Regions from separate parts of the Mus musculus genome. Here all the other regions are linked to region 2. The links are chromatin loops, found by intact Hi-C in ENCODE. Cell type or tissue: gastrocnemius. All regions are shown on one strand. Links, peaks and the distances in the headings refer to the core of each region. The heading gives the core; the rest is flanking DNA.

Region 1 (7,743 bases), core at 1,501-6,500, 120 kb after region 2:
AGAGACCATTTGAACATTAACATGAACATTACCACATCACTTGAATTATTGATTACTTTCAGGCAAGGAAGATTTAGTTACTGTTATTTGCAGATATTTATGTGGAAACAATTAGTAACTCTCAAAAATCTTGCCAGAGCTGGGCAATGGTGGTGCATGTCAGCATTTGGGAGGCAGAGGCAGGCAGATTTCTGAGATTGAGGCCAGCTTGGTCTACAGAGTGAGTTCCAGGACAGCCAGGGCTATACAGAGAAACCCTGTCTTGAAAAACCAAAAAAAAAAAAAAAAACAAAACAAAACAAAAAACAACAACAACAACAAAAACCTTGCCAGAATAATGTAGAAAATTACTAACTCAAACCTAAAATATGACCAACTTTACTTTTTAGAAGACTTTCCTTTTAAATTTACATGTATATAACTGTGTGTGTGTGCAAGGGGGGGGGGTGTAGTGCACATCTCAAGTATATGCCAGTGCTTGTAGAGGCCAACCAGATCCCCTCAAACTGGAGTTCTGAGCAGTTGTGAACCACCCAACCTGGCCCTGGATAAGAATTGGTAAGCCACCGATCATTAAGAAAATGCTCTACAGCCTGATCTTATGGAACATTTTTTCAATTGAGGTGTGTCCCCCCGCCCGCCCCCCCCCCCCGTCCTCTCTCAGATAACTCTAGCTTGTATCAGGTTGGCATAGCCGGACATAACAGGACAACTGACCCCTTGCCAACCTAACACACAAACATGTCACTTTACTTTTCCTTTCTTGTACATCCCCAAGATCACATATTAACCTCAACATCACAATAGAAAACATTTTACAAACTTTAAAAATCCATCATTTTTACAAGTCAAACACGTTAAAATTCAGTTTAAGTTTTTTTTTAAACCTAAAATCTCTTTTTACATTTCAATCTGTTAAGTGTGGGCTCCTATAAAACTAAATATAAGTTAAGTACTTTCTTACCTCATGAGGGAAGAACCAGGGCACAGTTGTAATTGAACATAGCAAAAGCAAATTCCAAAGGTCTAAGTAGCACAATGTCCAGTTATCTGGGATTCCCTCATGCTCTTCCAGGCTCCTCTAAGGAGCTAGGGCCACTTCTCCAGCACCACCCTCTGAAGCACACAGACAGTTTTTGTTGTTGTTGTTGTTGTTGTTGTTTTTAATGTTCCTGTTGGCTCCACTCCACTGCTGCTTCTGTTTTGAGTGGTCACCCCATGGTATGCTTTGTTATACAACCCACGACCACTAGACGAGGGGTGGCACCACCCACAATGGACTGGGCCATTCCCTATCAATCACTAAATAAAATGCCCTACATTTTATAAAGTATCTTATGAAGACATATTCTCAATTGAGGTTCCCACCTTTCAGATGACTCCAGCTGTGTCAAGTTGACATAAAACTAGCTGGCACAACGTCTAAATGTCTGATCAGGTTTGTTTACTCTACCAGTTCAAGAATTAGCAGGGAAGAATAAATTCAAGCTTGCCTACTGCCTGATTTTATAAAAACATATTCTCAATTGAGTTTCCCTCCTCAGATGACTGTACATGGTGTCAAGGTGACATAAAACTATCCAGCATACATTAGAAACAAACCAAGGTAGACCTGGTAGCACAGGTGTGTAACACTGACTTCTTGGAGGGCTAAGCAAGAGGATCACTGGTGCAGTACTTGAGTGAGCTACAGAAGAGTTCAGAGCCAGCACAGAGTACTTACTGAGACTCAGTATCAAAATAAAAAAATACAAATAAGAGCTGAGGCTATAGCTTAATGGTAGAGTACCTACCATAGGTTCAATCTCTAATGCCCCCCAAGAAATAAAACAAACAAAAAATTTAATCACGAGAATTTCTGTCTCAACTAAGTGGTTGTAAAATAATATGGGAGAAATAAACAGAGGTTTAAGGAATGAGGTAATATGCTAGGAGACTAGTACTAAATATAATTTGCTACAATAAAATACTGAAACTTTATAGTGTCCAATCTTATTTAGGCAACAGCCAAGAATAGTTCAAATGGGTGTCAGTTTTTTTTTTCCATGATGATACAATGTAAACCATTATTGAGTTGTGCGTTTGTTTCATGCTTTACTGTTTATTTTGTTTTTAAAGAGCTACAGGCCTCCTTTGGAAACATGAAGAAAAGCTCCAAGTTGTCTAATGTAGTCAGTCACACTTATGAAATCCATTCAGAGCCAGGAACCCTTCATTTGAAAATAAGGAGGGGAAGGAGGCTCTCCAACCTGCTCTTCAGTATCAATACATTGAGCAAGAACTTGAGAAAAGAGCTTAAAGATAACATCTGCTAAGACACACTATAGACTAGTACTGTCCAATAAAAATACAAGCCATACTCGTGATTTTAGTATCCACAGGTGATTTTAGGTGAAGTGGTCAGAATATTAACATTGTAACATTTATTCTATGTAACATTAATTAAGCAGGGCAGTGGCACACGCCTTTAATCCCAGCACTTGGGAGGCAGAGGCAGGCGGATTTCTGAGTTCAAGGCCAGCCTGGTCTACAGAGTGAGTTCCAGGACAGCCAGGGCCACACAGAGAAACCCTGTCTCGAAAAAGAAAAAGGAAATTCACGTTTTCTCAAACTATAGTGTGCACTGTACATTTATGACACATTTAGGGTGACCAACTGCCTTGAGCTGCCTAGAATTGACAGCCTTTCTGGGCACACATGCACTCTAGTGTTAAAACTCATATTAGAGCATGCACACTTCAAGTGCTCTATACGCACAATCACTGTGCAGTCCAGGGAAGCATGGGGCAAACCAGTCTGCACAGATGGACCTTCAAGACACACCTAAGAGACATGGGAAATCACAGGGGAAGAGTCAGACGCAGGTGAAATCTACCACCCAAGTCAACGAACCAGAGCCGGGACACAGGGCTATCCAGTGACATCCCCCGGGCCTAAGATAAAAATGCCAGGAAGGAGCAAAGGTGAGCCTAGAGGCTGGGAAGACTGTAGTGGGAGACCCCAAGGAAAATGCTAACAGGAATGGCCCTTCATGAAGGGGAGGCCGTCGGGGAATAGAGAAAATAGGTAACAACATGTAAAACAAAGCACCCAAAAGTTAACTGCGTAGTTTAGGCATGAGCAGGAAAAAGAAAGAAAGAAAGAGAGAGAGAGAGAGAGAGAGAGAGAGAGAGAGAGAGAGAGATAGATAGATAGATAGATAGATCTAGATTTATAATGTTTCAGCTGGAGAACATGACCGGAGGTTGACTGAAAGAAAGGGGACAGGGTGAAAGGTGGTATGGGGGAGGGGCCCGGGCGCTGGGCGGTGAAGAAGGCTATGTAGGACACGAATTCACATCAGATAAGCACCAGCAACAGGCAGCAAATGAACTGCACAGAGTTTCCACCCGTGTCAGGCATTGCTCCGTGACTGATCCGGCTCACTAACGGTCACTGGCGAAAAGCGTCCCTCCCACTTTTCACGCTGGGGAGACTTGAGCCACAACTCCGCTCACAGGCCGCCGGGGCGCGAGTCCCGGAGGGCCTCCCTCCGAGTGCCCGGCGGGCCTACCTGTGCAATGGTGGCAGGTCCTGCGTGTCGCTGGCCGGGTCGGGTGTGTTGGGGATGACTCCTAGAATGGTGCTCTGCAACGACGTGCCCTTGAGCAAGCGGCTCCGCACCAGCTGCAAGTTGCGGGCCGTGTCCACACTTGTGCGCATAGTGGAGCCAGGCAGCAACACACTCTCGTGGGTCAACAGCAGCGGAAGGCGGCTGGGGATCTGGATGGGGCTCACGGAGGACATGGCCACTGGTCGTCAACACCAGAGGTGTCAGGAGGACTCCCAAGTACGAACTCTACACTTCCTTCGCCGAACGCACCGCAGCCGTCACTCGACGGCCCGCCCCCAGGCCTGAGTGCCGCCGCTTCCGGCACCGCCCCTTCCCCAGGCTCCGGTCCCCAGGCCTGCCGCCGCTTCCGGCCCCGCCCCTTCTCCAGGCTCCCAGACTTCTGCCCGGACGCTTCGGACTCGCCCCCGGGCCATGTGCTGCTGTTTCCGGGCCCGCCCACAACCCTTCCGGAGGCCGCAGCGGCTAAGCCTTCCGGTCTGTCACTCTCCCCCCCCCCCCCCCCCCAAAGCTAAAGCGTAGCGGCTTCTGGCTCCGCCCCTAGACCCAAACCCCTCAATTTCTGGCTGCATCCCCAGGCTGGTCCCTACATTAAACACCTCCGCTCCCCGCTAGCCCAGAGATACCCAATTTCTGTCGCTTCGCTCAGCCCTTCTCTCTGAACCAGTGATGCCAGACGACAAGCAAACCTGGTGCACAGACAGCATGAACAGTGCCTGCATTTAAATTCGGAAGGAATGTTGAGAAGGACGGTGTGCACTAGACATTTTTAAACCTTTTTATTGAATAGATTTTATATTTTAACAAGTATCCTATACCTCTCACTCGGTTTTCCCTATTATGTTGCATAACCATGGTTCACATAACCCAGGAAATTAGTATTACCATTACCTAATCCATAGACCTTCTCCCAAGCTGGTGGGTTTTACTATCGTCCTTAATTTTTCACTTTGTTTATCTCCTGGATCTCTTAAGTCTGTGATATTGCTTCCATCTTTGCTTTATTTTATTAGTATTTTAAACAGATACTTTTAAAAAAGGGGCATTCAATTATTTGTAGAAGGTCACAATTTGGATGATAGATTCTAGGTTGTGGTCTGAGTCACTGAGGTCTAGAGGGAGGGTGAACTGGTAGGTGATGATCTTGGTTGTGACACACTCATCAAGTATGCATTGTGTAGATATCTTGAGATAGACTTTGGGAGTAATATAAAGAAAAAATATATACAATAACTTACCTTTTTATTAAGAGTCTTATCTGGAGAGTAGAGGACTTATACTCTGAGATTCCTGGTGTCTTTTTAAAAATGGTACTTGGGATTGGACCAAGGGCTCTGAACATGGTAGGTATTTTATGAGGAAACTATGACCATCTTAAAAACCTTGGGGCATATTTTTTAAAAAAACTTTATTTATTTTTATCATGCATACATATCCTAAAAGCAACAAGTGTTTTGTGTGCATACTAATGTCTGGACTTATTTTTGTTTAATAAATTAATTTTTTGATTTTATTATTTTCTTGGTCTCCTAGGACAGGGTCTTAACTGAGTCACACATATGGCCAAAGAAAAAGAGTCATTCCAGGATGATATATGGCCTTGCAGGCAGCCAAGAGGTCTAGCCTCTTGTAGACTGAACCCCAAACAGCTGTGCAGAACCATGTAATTGTCACACAAAAGTTGTTTTTAGAGTAAAACAGGAACTTCATACCAAAACCCAGGTCTAATCTGTGTGTTTCTTGAAGGAGCACCAAAACCTTGCAACTTCAATTCTTACTGTCTACTGTTTGCTGTACCCGACTATGCAAGCTGTTTCATGTTTGTCAGGGCCTTCTTGTGACTAAACTCACTGTTTTCTACAGTGATTTTTTTTTTTGGTAAGGTCTAAGTAATTCCAGAAAATAATTACTTCATTCTGATGTTTACCCTAGATACAATGACTCTACTAATTGTCCCACTCTAGGGCTTGCTATGCAAGATTGATTTCCAACTTGAAATCTTCCTATCTCAGCCAGGAGTGCTGACGTTAGAGATATGTTCCATCGTGTCTACCTTAGACTTAGTTTGACAAATACAAATTCATATTGCACTGTAAAGGTAGGGTGTGGTACAGTGTAGTGGTTTGAATGAAAAAAAAATGTCCCCCTTAGTCTCAGCTGTTTAAATACTTAGTCCCCCAGTGGATGGCACTGTTTAGGGGGGCCTTGGAGGAAGTGTGTCACTGGAAACAGTCTCTGAGACTTTAAAGATCAGAGACATCCCCAGGTCAGTCTCTTTGCCTGTATTTCTGGTTCAGGATGTGAGCTCTCAGCTTCCTTTTCTGCCACTAGGCTTTGATCTACCATCATGGGCTCAAACGTTCTGGAAACTAAAACCTAAATAAACTCCCTATTCTATACGTTGCTTTGGTTAAGGGGCCCACATTTAAGTTGCTTGCTTGTCCACATGTTTCTATGATGGTGTGCATCAGCCCATTCAAGAGAACATCGGGAATGCACATGTGATGTCTTCAGTAATTGTGTGGTTTTCTTGGCCCTTTTAAAAACCGGATTTGCATGAACGTATTTCATTTATCTAATATGTGTTACTAGATATATAACATAATATATGTTAGACACTTACTTTATACTGAGTAAAAAGGTATACTTTATACCTGAGTAGGGTGCAAGGATCCATCAGTCAACAGTATAGATAAGGCTCAGGGTTTGTTTCAGAGTGCTTACATGCTATAAAAGTAGACAAAAATCAAGCCAACAAATAAAAAATGACAATTCCAGAGAAGAGTAAGTAAAAGAAATATAAAGCTGGGCAGTGGTGGTGCACTCCTTTAATCTCAGCACTTGGGAGGCAGAGGCAGGCGGATTTCTGAGTTCGAGGCCAGCCTGGTCTACAAAGTGAGTTCCAGGACAGCCAGGGCTACACAGAGAAACCCTGTCTCAGAAAAAAAAAAGTAAAAGGAATATAATATAAAAATATGCAATGATAAGAATGGGGCCAACATGGGATGGGGGGACCTTTAAAGGTTTCTCTGAGCAGGGAGGTTGTTTTTTTTAACTCTAAAGGCTGAGAGTGAATTAGCTCTGTAAGGGACTAGAAAAAAACCTTTCCAGTCAGAGGCTAGGACTAATGTAAAGATTAAGGAGTATTGGGAAGATTAAGGTGTGTGTGTGGGGGGGGGGGGGTTTCCAGTTCCTAGAAAAGAGGAGAAGCCAGAAAGACTGATAACAAGGATTCAACAGGCAACAAGGTGGACAAGACACTGTTTTTAGCAACTTCTGGAACTTACTGAAAGACAGCTCTGAAGAACAAGGAAGGCTGATGGTGTGGTGGGCCCAGGAGGACAAAAGGAACAAAATCCAATCCTAAACTGCTCGTGCCTTTAACCATTTAAGTTAGCAAACACAGTCATAGGTGCCATCATGACATTTCCATTCAGATATGTCAGGATATTTTATAACATTCTTGTGTGTGTGTGTGTGTGTGTGTGTGTGTGTGTGTGTGTGTGTGTGTGTGTGTGTTGCTGTTGTTTTTAGATAAGATTTCACTGGAATACATTCCCTCACTGAGATTCTAGGCATGTACTATCATTTGTGGCTCTTGTTGCAGGCGGCATGAATAAATCAGGCCGTTATATTATGTTACAGCTGAAAAACAAAACCTCTGGCTTTACTTGACTCTAATTGTTCTTCTTTGTGATCTGTTACTTGTTGATTAATGCAAGGAAGAGAGAACTTCAAGCTTACCTTTCTAAGACCTTTATTGGTTCAGTGATGTAATTAGCTTTTTACCTAGTGAGCAAAGGCTCAGGTTCAGAGCAGCGAGGGTCCTAGTCGTTTCCATGTGATGATTGTGTCCATCTAGCCACTGCCTTCATTGTCTTTGGAGATCTAGGGTTAGGTTTTCAGGCATGCTTTTTGGCTCACTCACTTGGTTATTGCTGGGCCTCACCTCGCCCACCTCTGCTGGCAACTTACCTCCTCCAAGACATTTCCATGATTCCCAGGTGTTCACAACCTGGATAATCCATTAGGCTCACCTATACCTTTAACTTATTTTATTCTTTTCTTTGCTGTTGTTTGAGACAGGGTCTCCTGTAATCCAGGCTGGTTTAAACTTGCTGAATAGGTGTAGG
Region 2 (7,743 bases), core at 1,902-6,901:
GTGGACTAAGTCCTACGCAGAGCTGCTGATCTCTTCCCAGGCCTGTATTCTTTAAAAACCCAGGTCAAGGCCACACGACTCCTCTCCAATGTCTGTGAAAATGCAAACTTCACCCCTGAACTGACTGTTGATTTTCTTATACAAAGGAATTGCAAGTTTCTTCTAAAAAGTGAAAAATGGTTGTTTTATATTTTCTTTTCCTTCTGTAGTGGGGATCAAACCTAGAGCCTCACCAATTGTAAGCAAGTGCTTTACTACTAAGCTACAACCTCAGATATTTTTGAAGTCTTTATGATTTATTGAGACAGGGGTCTTACTGTAGTGATAGCTGGCCTGGAACTTGATATGAAAATTAGGCTGGCCTTGAATTTACAGGGACCCACCTGCCTCTGCCCCTTGAGTGCTGGGATTAAGGGCATGCTACCCTGTCTGGCTGACTTTTGTGAATTTGAAACAGTCTCACTAGGTTACTTTTGAACAAGAAACTGGGGCTACAAGAGCAGGACACCATGCCTGACATGCCACATTTTGTATTTTATTCTGGCAGTTTGTTGAGATCAGAGTTGTTGGTTTTTTGTTGGTATTGTGGTATTGCTTTTGAGACAATGTTTCATTCTGTGGTGACCTGGAATTTACAATGTCGTCCAGGTTGGCAATGAACTCTTACCTCAGCCATGAACCATTGTTATTCAGTTATATTCCATAATCCCATTTTATAAGTATCTAACTTATGCAATAATGATATTGCCAAACTTTAAAATGTCTTCTCCAAAACAAACCCCTTGTTGGTTCATTTTACATTAGTTTATTAACACTGTTGACTTTAGAACACCTTCATGTAGCCACACAGGGGTTTCCTCAAGGGGCAGGGGACTTGGGACCTCCTTAAATTCTTGGTCCCCATTCCATGCTTTCTACAAGCATGTGCTCCAAGTTCTCTCCATTTAAAGCATGTTTCTTGTGCTGGGCACAAGCCTTTAATTCCAGGTAGAGACAGGTTTATCTCTGCGGTAGAGGCCAGCCTGGTCTACAGAGTGAGTTTCAGGACAGCCAGGGCTGCACAAAGTAATCCTGTCTCAAAACAAAACAAAACAAAGCAAAACAACAAAGCTCTCAAAAGCCTGCATCTTGCTTCCTGCTGGGGCCTTAGAATGGCACAATTAGAGGACTGAAGTTGGGCTTATTTATTTATTTATTCTAGACAGTATCTTCCAATATAACCCAAAACGTCTTTGAACTTTTGGTGATCCACTTGTCCCAGTCTCCAAGCATGCCCCACCTGCCCTGTCTGGATTGGGTTTGGATCCTGACTCTGACACCTAGAACCCGGCTGCTTTTCATGAGCCTTCCTTGCTCTAGATCAAATGGAAACACTAATGGTAGTTATTTCATGGAGGTTTTTTTCTTTTTGTTTTTCAAGGCTGTCTTGGACTCACTGTAGAACACGTTGGCTTCGAACTCTCAGAGATCTGCCTGCTTCTGCCTCTAGAGTGCTGGAACTAAAGGCGTGCACCACCACGCCCGGTCAGTTTTTTGTTTGCTCATTTCATGGAATTTTTGCAGAGACTGATGAGGTAATGCGTGATTTGGCATTGAGGTGCTTAAAAGTAGCATTTGATCCTATTTTCAATTAACCATCCCAGATCAACTAAGATCCCTTCTCCATTTCCATGGCTGCCTCCTGGGTTAGGCTTTCATTTTGCCTGAACACAAGTGTTCTCCGGGGCTTTCTCCCTATCTGCTTTGTCCTTCCCTCCATCCGCATTCAGGCTTGTACATAGCATTCGTATTGACTTTGGGTTTTAAAGATTTCTTACCACTCTCACTTGAGATTGAGTCTTACACCACAGATTGCCTTTGCTTAGAAAACCTTTCCCTCTCCACAGGTAAAACTCTCACCCTTTAACCACAGCCCACTTCAAACTTCAAAGCCTCCGTGAATTCTTTTTTTGGTGTCAACAGGATGAGAAATATTGTCCCTTAGGAAAAGCACTAGAGTGCCTTGGTCCTCAAAGCATAGCTTTCTCTGAACTCCATAGGCCTCTAAGCACCCAGAGACCTCACACCCTCTCCTCCTCAGCTCACCCACTAAGAAAAAAACCAATAGTGGAGAAGTGGACAGTCACAGGTTATCTTCAGAATTGTTTTTCTACTTCCTTAATGTCTCTACCTTTTACAGCCTTCCCCCAATCTTGTTAATTGCTTCTTGTCTTTTGGTTTTGTGGTAGACACCTGTGTTCTCACACACTTGAGTTAGATATTTCATTAGTACCAGGCACTTGTTTTGGGAATTTTTTCTCTCACAGTGGTAGCAGTAAGTTTATATTTGTGTCTCCTGCTAGATAATACTTAAGTGCCTAGCTTAGTTTCTCAGGACTAGTTGATGATTAATATCCTCAGGACTAGTTGATGATTTAGTATTCTCAGGACTAGTTGATAATTATCATTTGTCCAACGAATATGAGAGTGAATGTATGACTTCCTACTTGGTAAGTTTCATGACAAAGCAGAGTTTATGATGGGTTATCTTAGACTCCCTATGTAAATCAAGTATTTTAAATGAACAAGAACACCACTAATATCGACAATCTTCATGAACCTACATAATGCAAGCTCCTTATCTGGCTGTTGAGCTTTGGGGACCAACAGATTTGTAGTATATGGTGCTTTTAACTTAATTAATTTACATTCTCAACTGTTTGGTTGTGCTAATGGTCTCAGAGGAAGGGCTACAGTGAGATACTAGATCGAGAATAGAAATATCAACACAAGCACAGATTACAAATACATTGAGGAAAGCTGAACATTCATTGAGAACAAATTTGAGTTCTGGAAGAGGGCGGAGTTTGTGCTGATGGAAGGCTGAGAGGAGACTTTTCTTCCTTTCTTGAAACCCCATAGAAAAAGTACTTTTCTCACAGCATTGCATTTCTACAGTTCTTCCCTGAAAATCTGCTCAGGATTTGTAAACGCCTTACATTCGGTTAACCTAGTCAGACAGAGGCATCCATGGAAAGACTAACGGGGACTCTGCGAGATGGCTCAGCAGAGGCCCTGCCACCAAGGCTGGCCACTTGCGCTCCACCCCCAGCACTCGCAACTCGTCCTCTGACCTCCACACAATCCCACACCCCAGAATCAAATCTAAAGGTTTCTACCCCTTCACTCGCAACTGGGGACTGAGTCTCAGCCCAGGCAACCACTCCTCACGAAAGCACCCGTAACCCTTGAGATGAGGTCTTCATTTATTTTGGATAAAAGGTCTCCCCGGGAAGTCCCAGAAAACTCTGTATAAACCAGACTGGCCCCAAACTTGTGAAGATCCTGCTTCTGCTTGCCTAGTGCACGGCTCCGTTTTTTAACCTAAAGCAGCAGGGTGGACAGTCCCCAACATCAGCTTCCCAGATGAGTGGGAAAGTGGACTTAAAGGCGTGCTTCTTACTGGCCAGCTTTCAACGAGCCTACCGGGAGGCGCGGCCCTCTTCTCCTCCAGGAGTGGGGTCGTGGAGGCCGCTACAGACCGCGGACCCGGAGAGAGGACGGCGCGAACCCAGTCAATCCCACAGTAACGGCCCGAGACAGCGCAGCCGCCTCGTGGGGATGCTCGGGACGCTGCTCCGGTAACCGAAGCGTCTCGACGCCAACCGCCACCGAGTGCGGGCAGCAGCCGCCAGCCGCTTCTGCGCGTGCGTGGCCGTGGGAAGCCCCGCCCAGCCGGGTTCGGTGCGCGCTCCCGCTCATGGCGGCCGCCGCAGTGTGTGGTACTTAGCGGGCGCGCGCGGCGAGCTCGAGAGCGCGCGGGGCGGCGGCGGCGGCGGCAGGGAAGCCGGGCTGCCGGGCGGGCGCGCTCTCGAGGGCGGCGGCCCAGGGTGTCCCGTCGGTCTCGGTGCCGGGAGAGGTGGAGGCGCGGCCCGCGGTGGCGGCGGTGACGGTGGCGGTGGCGGTGGCGGCGGCGGCAGCTGGCGACCGGGCGCGTTAGACGGGGCCGGGGTCCGCGGCGCGCTCTCCGCCCACAGGTAAGCGGGCGGCCTGGAGGGAGGAGCTGGCCGCGGCCCGGGGAGGGCCGGCGGGTCCCCTCGCGGAGCCGCGGCGCCTTTGTCTCGGCCTCTCCGGGCGGGCCCAGCCGACAGCGGCGGCTCCGGGAGGCGGAGGGCGGGCGGGCGCGCCGAGACTACGGCCCGCGCCCTCGCTCAGTCTTTGTTGTGTGGCCCGGTGTACGGCCAACATGGCGGAGGTCAGCCGCGCGCTTCGCGGGCCGCGGTCGGGCCTTGCCTCGGCGGCTCCGGGAGGGCGGCCTCCCCCGGACCCGCGCCTTTATTGTGCGGGGAAGAACGCAGCCTCCTCCCTTGTTTATGTCGCCACGAGCGAGCGCGCGGACGCCCGCCTGGGCAGCTCCAGCCTTTAAGCCTAAGCCTTGCTCCGCCCAGCTTCCTTTGCGGGATAGTTCGGGGTCCCTCCAAGCTCCCAGATGCAACTTAGTGTGTACGCCCTGGGCCGCTGCGGACCGTCTGTTCCTGGAAAGATACAGAATTTGTTTGCCCTGGCATAAGAGTTACATTTGTGCATTCGGTAAATGAGGCCATGTAGCTGATTTGTCAAAGTCATGGAAGCCCTGAACGTGGATGTAGGACAGGGATCTTACTGCTCTTTCTAGCGTTGAGCATTTACCATTTCTTGCTAGGCTATTGTCCAGGGTGAAATGTTAACTTGTAAAAGCGCTTGGAGCATGGGCTCCGAACTCTGCCCTCCTGCTTTGATTCCAATCCTGCCCCACGGGTTTGTGACCTTGGGCACGATTTTGGTGCTTCATTTTGCTAATCTGCAAAATGGGTCTGATGGAGAGTATTTGTCTCAAGCCTATTGAGAACCGATGAGATGGGAAATAGTTGATGTGCAGAGAGCTCTTAGTAAGTGCTAAGCTATTACAGTAAATGATTACTGCTAAAGGTCCTTGCCTCATAAAATTCGCTTAAGTTATTTTGGCATGGATGCGTTGGAAGTACATAGCCCAAAATGTTTGAAATCGGGTTATATAAAACCGGGTTAGTATTTGGGTTTTACTGTTTTAAGAAATGAAAGGGTTTAGAGGACAGAATGCTATGCTTTGTGAGATGATGGAATTTGGGGATTTGAGCGATAAGGGATGTGAATGCGTGGTGGAATTTGGAAAGTCACTGAAGTTTCCTTTAAGCAGGTTTAGTTTATGGATCAGTTCACTTTCAAGGACTTCAATTACCTAACTTGGAAAAGTAGGACAGTGACTCCCTTTAATTAGTGTTGTTACCTGTGGTGTCACCGTCTCCTTCAGAAGCTGCTGAAGAGCAAAGCCTGCTGTGACAAATGAGATGGCATAGTAACTGTCTCGGAGCGGAGCGCTCACGTGGTGGGAAATGTGTTTACCTTTGGGATAAGTTTGTGACTGGTGACTGACTGGTAGAGGAAGATTTTCCAAAAGTGGGTTCCATAAATTAACCATACTTTTTGTTTGTTTGTTTGTTTTTAGAAATTTAAATAACAATACAACTTGTAGTCTTTAGTCTCAGTTTTGTCCAGAGCTTTTTACTTAAAGTGGGCTTTAACTTTATTATTTGTGAATTGGTTCAAGACCCCCCCCCCCCCCGCATGTTTGCACTAGTTTTGTAACAGTATTTAAAACTGAAACAGTGTAACAAATTTGACTGGATAGTTAAAAAAAGAAAGAAAAGATTACATTTAGAAACATAAGTAATTTATTTTGCTTCAGACTATCTGCTCCCTTAAACCTTGGAGGAAATTCCTACATCAGAAAGCTGAACTTGGTGGTAGAAACCTGAACTCATATTAGTTGACAGGAATTCCAACATTTGAGAGGCCGAGGCAGGAGAATAGAAAGGTTTAAGGTCAGCCTTGGCAATCTAGTGAAACCATGTCACCCAAAACAAACAAACAAACAAACAAACAAACATACATCACTGTTTTCTTAATGTCTGTAATTCAGACGAATATGATATTCTATAAAAATTAACATGTTTCAAGCGAAGTACCCAGATGAGCTGCTGATTTGAAGAGTAGGATTTTGTTTTCAGTGGGTAAGGTATTTTGAAAACCAGTCTTACATAATTAAGGTAACAAAACAAGTTTAGTGACTTTGCATAGTTTTAGATGACTGCTTAAATTATATTTTATGGTAGTTGATACACTCAAGTTTTAAAGACTGGAAATTCTCTTAATTAAATGTTTCAGATCTTTTAAATAAAAATAGAAATTTCTATATGCAATTTGTGAAATATTGAAATGTTTGATGTATTTCATTTAGACCTTGCCTTCATCAGATCTTTAGAATCAGAAACAGACAAACCTGAAGAAGAAACTTCCTCCTTTACAATATTGGTAGTTACTGGTAGTTAGTTGCCTGCTAGTTACTGATAGTTACTGGTAGTTAGTTGCTTGCTAGTTACTGATAGTTACTGGTAGTTAGTTGTCTGCTAGTTACTGATAGTTACTGGCAGTTAGTTGTCTGATAGTTACTGGTAGTTACTGGTAGTTAGTTGTCTGATAGTTACTGGTAGTTACTTGTCTGCTGGCTGAGGTTGGACGAGGGTTTCCTGGAGCTGGAGGTAGCTGTGAGCTGCCTGATTTGTACTGGGGTCCTCTGGAACAAGTGCTCTTAACTAAGCCAGCCCCCCAACCCCGAGGTAGCCGTTCTTCTGGCTGCCTAGTGTTACCAGTGTAAATGAGCTTTCTAATTAAACCTCTGAACCTGACTGAAAAGGCCTTCAGAATGTGGTCCCACAATCCTTAATGTGTTAGGAAGTACAGAGCCTTGTCTGAGCTGGCCTTGTCTATCTGGCCTTGTCTATTGCTTCCTTTTCGATAGACTGTGTGCTTCCAGGTCCTTCTCTTTCTACTAAATTCATAATAGCCAGGTCATCATCAGCTGAGCTCTTTGTGAACTTTTTCCCACATGGAATCGGGTGCCATCTTTCCATGTGCCCACAATATTCCGTCTCCACTGCAGTGTCTTCTGAGCTGCTGCTTTTCTCTGGTTCTTTGCTGCCCTAAATAGGCTGTAATCTCTTTGAGAGTTAGCCTTGTTCACATGCGTGTTCCACACTCTGTTGGCATATAGTAGGTGCTGAGTAAGTCAATGTAAATGACTGGCAGTTTTACACTGACTTAATAGGCTTTGCCAGCATTACCCTAGGGTTTCACTTTTGCCCTACCTATTCAAACTAGATTATTTTGTTCCTTGAGCACTGTACATTTTTGTGGTACTTTGTGGTTGTGTGTTTTTGCTACTTTGGGATTAGTTTCTCTGAGCTTTAGTTTCCAGTACCATGTGAACAGCTGTTAAGTATATTACTCTTTGAACCTCCCAGGGCCTACTCTTGAAGTGCCATTATAATTGTGTTATTGAAAGGATAGGCCATTAAGAGACAGACCTGGATATGTCTTTTGGCTCTGTCATCTGTCAGTTGCCTGACCTGGCCCCTCTGTTGCTTCCTTTTCGGTGGACAGTGTGCTTCCAGGATCAACAGACATTGAAGAGTACACACACCTAAGATCCTCGAGAGCAGACATACTGCCTACTTCTGCATTAAAACACAATGTACACATAGAATAAATAATCAAAAATGCAGTAAAATACTTTTAAATGTTATCAGTTACAGTCTAATGAAGAGGTAAAATTACAAGTTATTTTATGTACTATAAATATATTTTTGGAACTTACACTTTGGTTGAAAAAGTTTTGTATTTAGTGTA
Region 3 (7,743 bases), core at 1,047-6,046, 51 kb before region 2:
AATTGGACTATTGCTTAGCAACCAAACTTATTGGGAAACTTAGACCTGAAAGATCTGTGACAACAAGCAGGACTCTAAAGAGAGATAGGCTGAGGAGAGTGGTGGCGTTAATGCTGAATCTTCTGAGCCAGCGAGGTCCCTAATAGCAATCGAGTCAATATGAACTGATCTGTGTGGGAGAACAGCTCTTAGCTCATTTACTCTTATTACTGTCCCCTCAAAGTAAAGTTGACAATTAATTCCATTTTCTCAGAAGAAAACAAAGACTCAGAAGGAAGATGTGGTGGCTGTCTACTTCTCTGGCATGATTGATGCGGTCCCCCAAATTGTGACGAACTCTTTCTTAAGGATTTTTTGGGGGGAGGGGGGTGTCAGTTAGTCGCTAATACAGGGAGAATTTATTGTGGCTCACGGTTTCAGAGGATTGAGTCATGCTTGGTCCTGTGTGCTTAGGCAGAGCAGCATGGTGGCAGAAGAATGGGATGGAGGAAGCTGTCCGCCTCAGGAACGCAAGAAGCAGAGCACAGGGAAAGAGACTCGGGAGGAGATATATCTTGAAACACAGGCCCAAGGCTAGGGAAGTGATTCGGTGTGTAAGAGCACTCCTGTTACAAGCATGAGGGCCTGAGTGTGACTTCCCAGCACACATAAAACGCCGAGTGTGACACTGATGCTTCATAATGGATCTATTTTACTTTCCCTGTGAACTATCAGCCTCTGGGGGAAGGAGCACACCTCTTCCAGGCCCTGATCCAGGCTGTACCAGCTGGCCCTTTCCACACTCTACCCATGCTGTGTTTTTAGATTCCAGTGAGTAAAATATTCAAGAAGGGTACTATGGGATTCTGGGGTCTTGCCCTATCTTAGTTAGGTTTCTGTTGTGGGGATAAACACCATGACCAACAGAACCTTGGGAGGAATGGGGAACTGATGAAGCTCTGAGTGACTATGTATTGTTGCCATAAGCAGAGCCATGTAAAGGACCTCAGTGCGTCAGACTCATAGAAATGTCAACGCCTTCCCCAGGTAAGGTGCAGAGAAATGGCACAGGTAAGAGTGCTTACACTCCTGGTCTAAGTAGGAGTAGAGTCAGACCAGGGAAGAGATCCACGCCCAACTCTGAGGAGGCAGACACATGAAACCGAGAAGAGGTAACCAGCCAGGTGGCACTCATAGGCGAGGATAAACAGATTAATTAAGTTACATGCTCGTCGGGGGACAAGCCCAAGCTTCTGGCCTAGACATCTATTCATATATAGTTAAGTCTCAGAGTCATTATTTTGGGAACCAGGGCATGAGTGGAAAAGTCCATGGTTACATGCATCTTTTGTTTCTCCCGTGTCTGTCATTTCCTCGTTCCCACATCGCCTCATCAGAACCAAGCCATGCAGGACCTGGCTGGGGAGAAGAGGGTTTAATTTCATTGTACAGCCCACTGTCTATCAAGAAAGGAAGTCATAGCAGAAACTGAAGCAGAGGTCATGGAAAAAGTTCTGCTTACTGGTATGCTACCCATGGCTTGCTCAGCTTGCATTCTTATGTACCCCATGACCACCTTCCCAGGGGTTGTCCCAGCCCATAATGGTCTAGATATGCCCGCAAATCAATCATTACTCAAGGAAATGCCCAATAGACCTGCCTACAGGCCAGTCTCTCCAAAGCGTTTTCTCAAGGTCTCTTATCCTGTGACTCTAGCTTGTGTCACGTTGACAAAAACACAGGCAATATATATCCCGTCCTAAGACTTCTGTCTGCTTTTCCATAAGCCTCAGTCCCTTTCTGGAAGGTCTGACGCAAGGAAGGATGGAGACTTTCCAGCTTGGGTGACAGGTGCCTGTAATGGGACCTTCAAGTCTGGATGGTGACTTTGCGGACACATCCAAGCTCTGAGGTCACTTCCCCTGATAGTAGAGACTTGGCACCTGCCGGCATACTTGGTGGATCAAAATGCCAAGAATACCCGAGATCCAACACCTCCAGCCCTGCTGCTTGAGAAAGGGGGTTGTGAGAGCACACTATGTCTGTGTGCTCAGAGCTCAGGCTTAGCAATAGGACAGTGTCCACTAAGACCAGAGAATCGGGAGAATGTAGCAGAGGCCAGCACCTGCCTGTGCTCTATGAGCCCCACCTTGGGGTCAAGGGCATCCGCTGGCAAGAGAAAAAGCTAATTTCTCCTGAAGACAGCAGAAGCTCTGAAATGCTATACAGCCTGGCTCTCAAAACCCCTTTATTGTTTATGCCACCAACGGTTGCTAAGAGACCAGGCAGGCTTACAGGTGCCACAGAAGGGGATCCCCAGGGTGCTGCACAGAACCAAGCCCAGGCAGCTGCCTGGGGCTCTGCCCACATCCTTGTCTCTCTTCTGGAGCCAGAGGTCTCAGCCTGTGGCTGCTTTGAGAAACCACTTGCTTGGAGTGTACAGACTGTGCCCAGCCATCCTCAGAGAGGAGAAGAAGGCTTGAGGGACCTCTTTGAACTTGGGTTTTCTTCTCCCAGTGTGATGGCTAGGAATTAAACCGATAATGGGCCAGTGAGGTGGCTCGGCATGTAAAGGTGCTTGCCACACAAACCTGGAGATCTGAGTTAGATCCTGGGAACCAACATAAGGGTAGACGGGAGAATCAACTCCACAGAGTTGTCCTCTGACCCCCACAGATGTGCCATGACATATTCACCACTGTCACCCCATACACAAAATAACGAAAATAATTTTTTAAGAAAATGATAACGGCTGAAGAGAACTTAATGAGCTGGTGGTAGAGTCCCATGCCAGGCACTGTCACAGTCAATAAGAGAACTGGAGAACCAGCCATGACAGTGCACATTTGTAATTCCGGCATTTGGATCGAAAGTTCCAGGCCAGCCTGGGATACACAGGGGGACCCTGTTTCAAAAAGGTAAATGGATAAACCGATGAATGGACTAAGATTATGGCACTAGAGAAAAGGGAAGACACACTGCTTGGCCATACGAGACTTACAAATTATGTCCAGTGTGAATCTTTATGACATTCTTGCACATATGTGTGTATACTAGCAAATTATAACAAAACATAGAATAAGACATTTTCCATAATATGCTTTTCAAAATTCATCATTCCATTAATTTACATCTCAAATGCTATCCCACTTCCCGGTTACCCCTCCACAAGACCTGCCCCCCCCCATCCCACAACCTCCCTCTCCTCCCTCCCCTTTGCCTCTATAAAGGTGCTCACCCATCAACCCACCATCTCCCACCTCACCCTTCCAGCATCCCCCTACACTGGGGCATCAAACCTACACAGGATCTACTTTTTATTAGATACAATCAGCACAAACATAAATATGTGTAAGTAAATGTGTTTCAAATACAATTTGCAGCTATTCATAATTTGCTAATAACTTCATCAATAGGAGATTACGGGTAGGTAGTTTTTAATAGAAACTTATTTTATTAGCATATGTTGATTACGTTATATCTTATGCATGATTATAATGATATATATAATATACTTTTCTATTGAAAATAGATTTTTTTGCACAATATACTGTGATCATGGTTTTCCCTACCCCAGATCCTCCTTACCTCCCTCCAACTCAAATCTACACCCTTTCTTGCTCTTTCTTTCATTAAAAGCAGGCATCTACAAAATTAATTAATGAGCCGAGTCTAGTGGTGCACACCTTTAATCCCAGCACTTGGGATAAAGAGGCTGGTAGATCTCTGTAAGTTCAAGGCCAGTCTGGTCTACATGGTGAGTTCCAGAATAGCCAGAGCTGCATAGTACCCTGTCTTAGAATAAAATTAATTAATTAAATTAAGTTAAAGATAAACAAATCAGAGTAGGACAAAAAAGCAAACAAACAAAGTCAAAAAAAACCCACAAGAAACATACAGATGCAGAGACATGTGTATTCACAATCAGAGTAGGACAAAAAAGCAAACAAACAAAGTCAAAAAAAAACCACAAGAAACATACAGATGCAGAGACATGTGTATTCACACAAGCAGAAAATCAGAAGCCATAATATATAAGCAAAGGACCTATACAGTTTAAAAAGGGGGGCATTAAAAACTTCTAAAAATATCATTGGGTTTGTTTTATCTTGGCCATCTACTGCAAGGTATGAGGCCTGTCCGTAAGAGTGAGTTCTAGGGGGCTGGAGAGATGGCTCAGCGGTTAAGAGCACCGACTGCTCTTCCGAAGGTCCTAAGTTCAAGTCCCAGCAACCACGTGGTGTCTCACAACCATCCATAATGAGATCTGATGCCCTCTTCTGGAGTGTCTGAAGACAGCTACAGTGAACTTACATATAATAAATAAATAAATCTTAAAAAAAAAAAAGAGTGAGGTCTAGGCAGACTGGAGAGATGGCTCAGAGGTTAAAGAGCACTAACTGGAGGTCCTAAGGTCCAGAGTTCAATTCCCAGGAACCACATGGTGGCTCACAACCATCTGTAATGGGACCTGATGCCCTCTTCTGGTGTACTCATATGCATAAAATAAATGATCTTAAAAAAGAGAGAGAGAGAGTGGGTTCTATACCCAGTGACTCCATTGGAGAAAACTAATATGTCCTTTATGGGTAGTTATCAATTGGCTTCTGGGTTAGGGATGGGGCCTCGTGTCCACTTTCTCTCTGGGTGCTGGGACCCCATCTGGCTTAGACTTGAGCATGCTAACAGTCTGTGAGTTCACATGTGTGCCAGTCCTGTTGTGTCCAGAAGGACTTGTTTCCCTGGTGTCTTCCATCCTCACTGGCTCCTTCCTACACCCTTTCTTTCCTCCTCTTCTTGTACTGTGTTCCCTGAGCCCTGAGGGGAGCGTTTAGGATTGGACGATGATACACTTAGTGGGTCTCAGCCTTCCTAATGATGCAACCCTTTAATAAAGTTCCTCATGTTGTGGTGCCCCCTGATCATAAAACTATAACTGCAATTTTGCTACTGTTATTAGTTATGATGTATATATCTGATATGGAGGATATCTGGTAGATGACCCCTGTGAAAGCGTTGTTCAATCCTCAGGTTGAGAACCACCGGCTTAGACTCTTTCACGTGTTCACCCAGGTAGTTCTAATTTTAGTGGTTTGAAGAGCCTCCATACAGATTCCTATAGCAGCTACAGTAGTTTTTCTTTTTTCTATTTATTTATTTATTTATTTATTTATGCTTATCAGCATTTTTCCTTTCCTTGCAATGGTTGACCGCTTAGGTGCTTTTTGTAGACCATTTTGGCAGGCCTCTCTGTGGAAGTTACTCAGCTCTGGTTTTAGCCATATGCCTCTGGTCAAATGGCTGACTGAGTCCCTGCTGAGGTGGCCTCCCTCAGGCTGGGCTGTGGTTTCCTAGCAAAATCCTTTACAAAGAAATCACCGGAGGGAAGTGCATTGCCGTGTGGCCAGGCCGAGCAAGTGGGACTCGGGTGCAGAAAGAGAAAGCTGGGCCTGGGGCTTCAGAAGGTCCTTCAGCCTTCCTTTCATCGGTGGGAGGGATACTGGTGGTTTGGTTATGTATATTGGTGTGCTCTCTGTAAGCTGAGCCTGGTTCACAGCGAATGCCTCCCAAGTGCTTATCACTCTGGCTTTTAAACAAAATAAAAGAGCCACTTTGGCTAGAATGGCATAGAGCTCTTTTGATGTTTGACAGAGGCCTTGCGGGAAGCAGGGACCACTAAGCTCCCCAGAAGAGAGCCAGTTCAGGAAGGCACTGTGCCCGGGCATAGACCGTGGCACAATTTGGGCGTCATGTGTTGGAGAGTCGGCCTTGGGTGGTTACTTTCTAACTCTGTCCCAGTTTCTCTGCAAGCTATCCACCAGTAGGAGGGTTAGAAATGCTGTTGGGTAGCAGGGACAGATTTTGGCTTGTCACCATGACTACATTTTTATCTTTGTTTTGCCATCTCAGGGCTGCTAGGCAGGTAGCCCACCTGTGAGCTGCACCCCACCTGTGAGCTGCACCCCACCTGTGAGCTGCACACCAACCCTTAACGTTGACTGAAAGATTTCTCCCTGTCAGACTTTTGACAGCTTCTCCTAACTACCTCAGATTATGCACATCTTAATAGATATGTTTGGTTGGAGTTGGAGAGATGGCTCGATAGTTAAGAGCACTGACTGCTCTTCTAGAGGACATAGGTTCAAGTCCCAGTAACCAAATGACAACTCACAACTGTCTGTAACTCCAGTTCCAGGGGATCCAAGACCCTCATACAGGCATACATGCAGGCAAAATAGCAGAGCACATAAAATATAAATAAGTAAATTTTTTTAAAAGAATGATTGTTTGATGATCCATTTTATGTAATTCTATGTTACATATAAGTATCAAATATTTTACAGTACTGACCCACACAACATTTTAAGGATTGTAGTTATCTATAAGTCAGGACAAAGGTCCATCCATCCATCCCTCTGCGTCCTGGGCTTGGGGAGTAAGAGTGGGCACTGACACCCTCCACAGCTATCGAAATTCAAAGATGTTTGAGTCCCCTGTATAAAATGGCAGAGTGTTTGCAAACATTTCCACACAGTCTCCCTTCTGCACATTTTTCTTGTGGCACCAGGGATACCTGAGTCTTGTGCTTTGAGTCCTCTATGGATGAACTACACCCCCAACTCCAGCTCTTGCGATGAGTGTTTTATTTCAGGATCACCCCAAACTCAAGATCCTCCTGCCTCAGCTTCCCGGTGCTGGGAGCACAAGCCTGTGCCAGCACACTCTGCTCCACTTGGATTCAGAGTCTGTGGGTGCAGAGGGTCGTGTCACTGTCGTGTCTTTGGCTCAGCTCTTCGTAAGATCTTAGAAAATTAAAGCAATAACAACAGTTTATGGTAATTTCATAGGTTTTTTTTTGTTTTTCATTTGGTTTTTTTTTTTTTTTTTTTGGTTGGTTGTTTGATTTAGTTTGTGGGGTTTTTTTCTGATTTTTTTAAAATTAGGTATTTTCTTCATTTACATTTCCAATGCTATCCCAAAAGTCCCCCAGATCCCCCTCCCACTCCCCTACCCACCCACTCCCACTTCTTGGCCCTGGGATTCCCCCATACTGAGGCATATAAAGTTTGCTAGACCAAGGGGCCTCTCTTCCCAATGAAGGCTGACTAGGCCAACTTCTGCTACATATGCAGCTAGAGAAACACCCATGGAAGGAGTTACAGAGACAAAGTTTGGAGCTGAAACGAAAGGATGGACCATCTAGAGACGGCCATACCTGGGGATCCATCCCATAATCAGCCTCCAAACGCTAACACCATTGCATACACCAGCAAGAATTTGCTGAAAGGACGCTGATATAGCTGTCTCTTGTGAGACTAGGCTGGGGCCTGGCAAACACAGAAGTGGATGCTCACAGTCAGCTATTGGATGGAATACAGGGCCCCCAAGAGTTTGTGGTTTTAGACACAAGGATTCATTTATACAGCCCAGGCTGGTTTGGAACTCGTTGTTAGCCCTCAAATTCTTTTTTTATTATTATTATTTTTTTATTTTATTTTATTTTTGGTTTTCAAGACAGGGTTTCTCTGTATAGCCCTGGCTGTCCTGGAACTCACTTTGTAGACCAGGCTGGCCCCCAACTCAGAAATCCACCTGCCTCTGCCTCCCAAGTGCTGGGATTAAAGGCGTGCGCCACCACTGCCCGGCTGCCCTCAAATTCTTAATCTTTCTGCCTCTGCTTTTCAAGTTGGGGGTTATGGGCTCAGCTTGTGATATTTGATGTATCACCAGGTTGAGATAGAAGAAGGCTAAGATAGAAGGGTT

Evidence for each region. Hi-C counts contacts between places; a loop is a spot of excess contacts. Peaks named below come from ENCODE experiments on the same cell type or tissue, not always from the same donor. Only the 100,000 strongest peaks of a DNase experiment are listed, where the experiment ranks them.
Region 1: a loop joins it to region 2, with 2.2 times the contacts of the local background. A loop is called at or near these places in 5 of 42 quality-filtered maps.
Region 3: it touches region 2 in a loop (5-fold over the local background); 7 of 42 quality-filtered maps call a loop at or near these places.

Annotation. Positions count from the first base shown.
Region 1 is chr8:86,620,227-86,627,969 of GRCm38, reverse strand. Lonp2 (lon peptidase 2, peroxisomal) reads right to left here and starts at 3,927. Exons shown (of 15, transcript NM_025827.3): 1 at 3,554-3,927. The coding sequence starts at 3,786. In gastrocnemius, for the core only: no CTCF peak of the experiment used is centred there; a DNase peak (open chromatin) is centred at 3,985; H3K4me3 peaks cover 3,013 bases; H3K27ac peaks cover 3,197 bases.
Region 2 is chr8:86,742,090-86,749,832 of GRCm38, reverse strand. Siah1a (siah E3 ubiquitin protein ligase 1A) reads left to right here and starts at 3,827. Exons shown (of 2, transcript NM_009172.2): 1 at 3,827-4,016. It overlaps Gm10638 (predicted gene 10638), which reads right to left and starts at 4,134. Exons shown (of 1, transcript NR_027829.1): 1 at 2,773-4,134. In gastrocnemius, for the core only: no CTCF peak of the experiment used is centred there; DNase peaks (open chromatin) are centred at 3,141, 3,726 and 4,308; H3K4me3 peaks cover 3,533 bases; H3K27ac peaks cover 3,982 bases.
Region 3 is chr8:86,792,474-86,800,216 of GRCm38, reverse strand. No RefSeq gene overlaps it. Among named protein-coding and RNA genes, the nearest start is that of Gm39215, 30 kb to the left of the region's middle. In gastrocnemius, for the core only: no CTCF peak of the experiment used is centred there; no DNase peak of the experiment used is centred there; H3K4me3 peaks cover 807 bases; H3K27ac peaks cover 2,035 bases.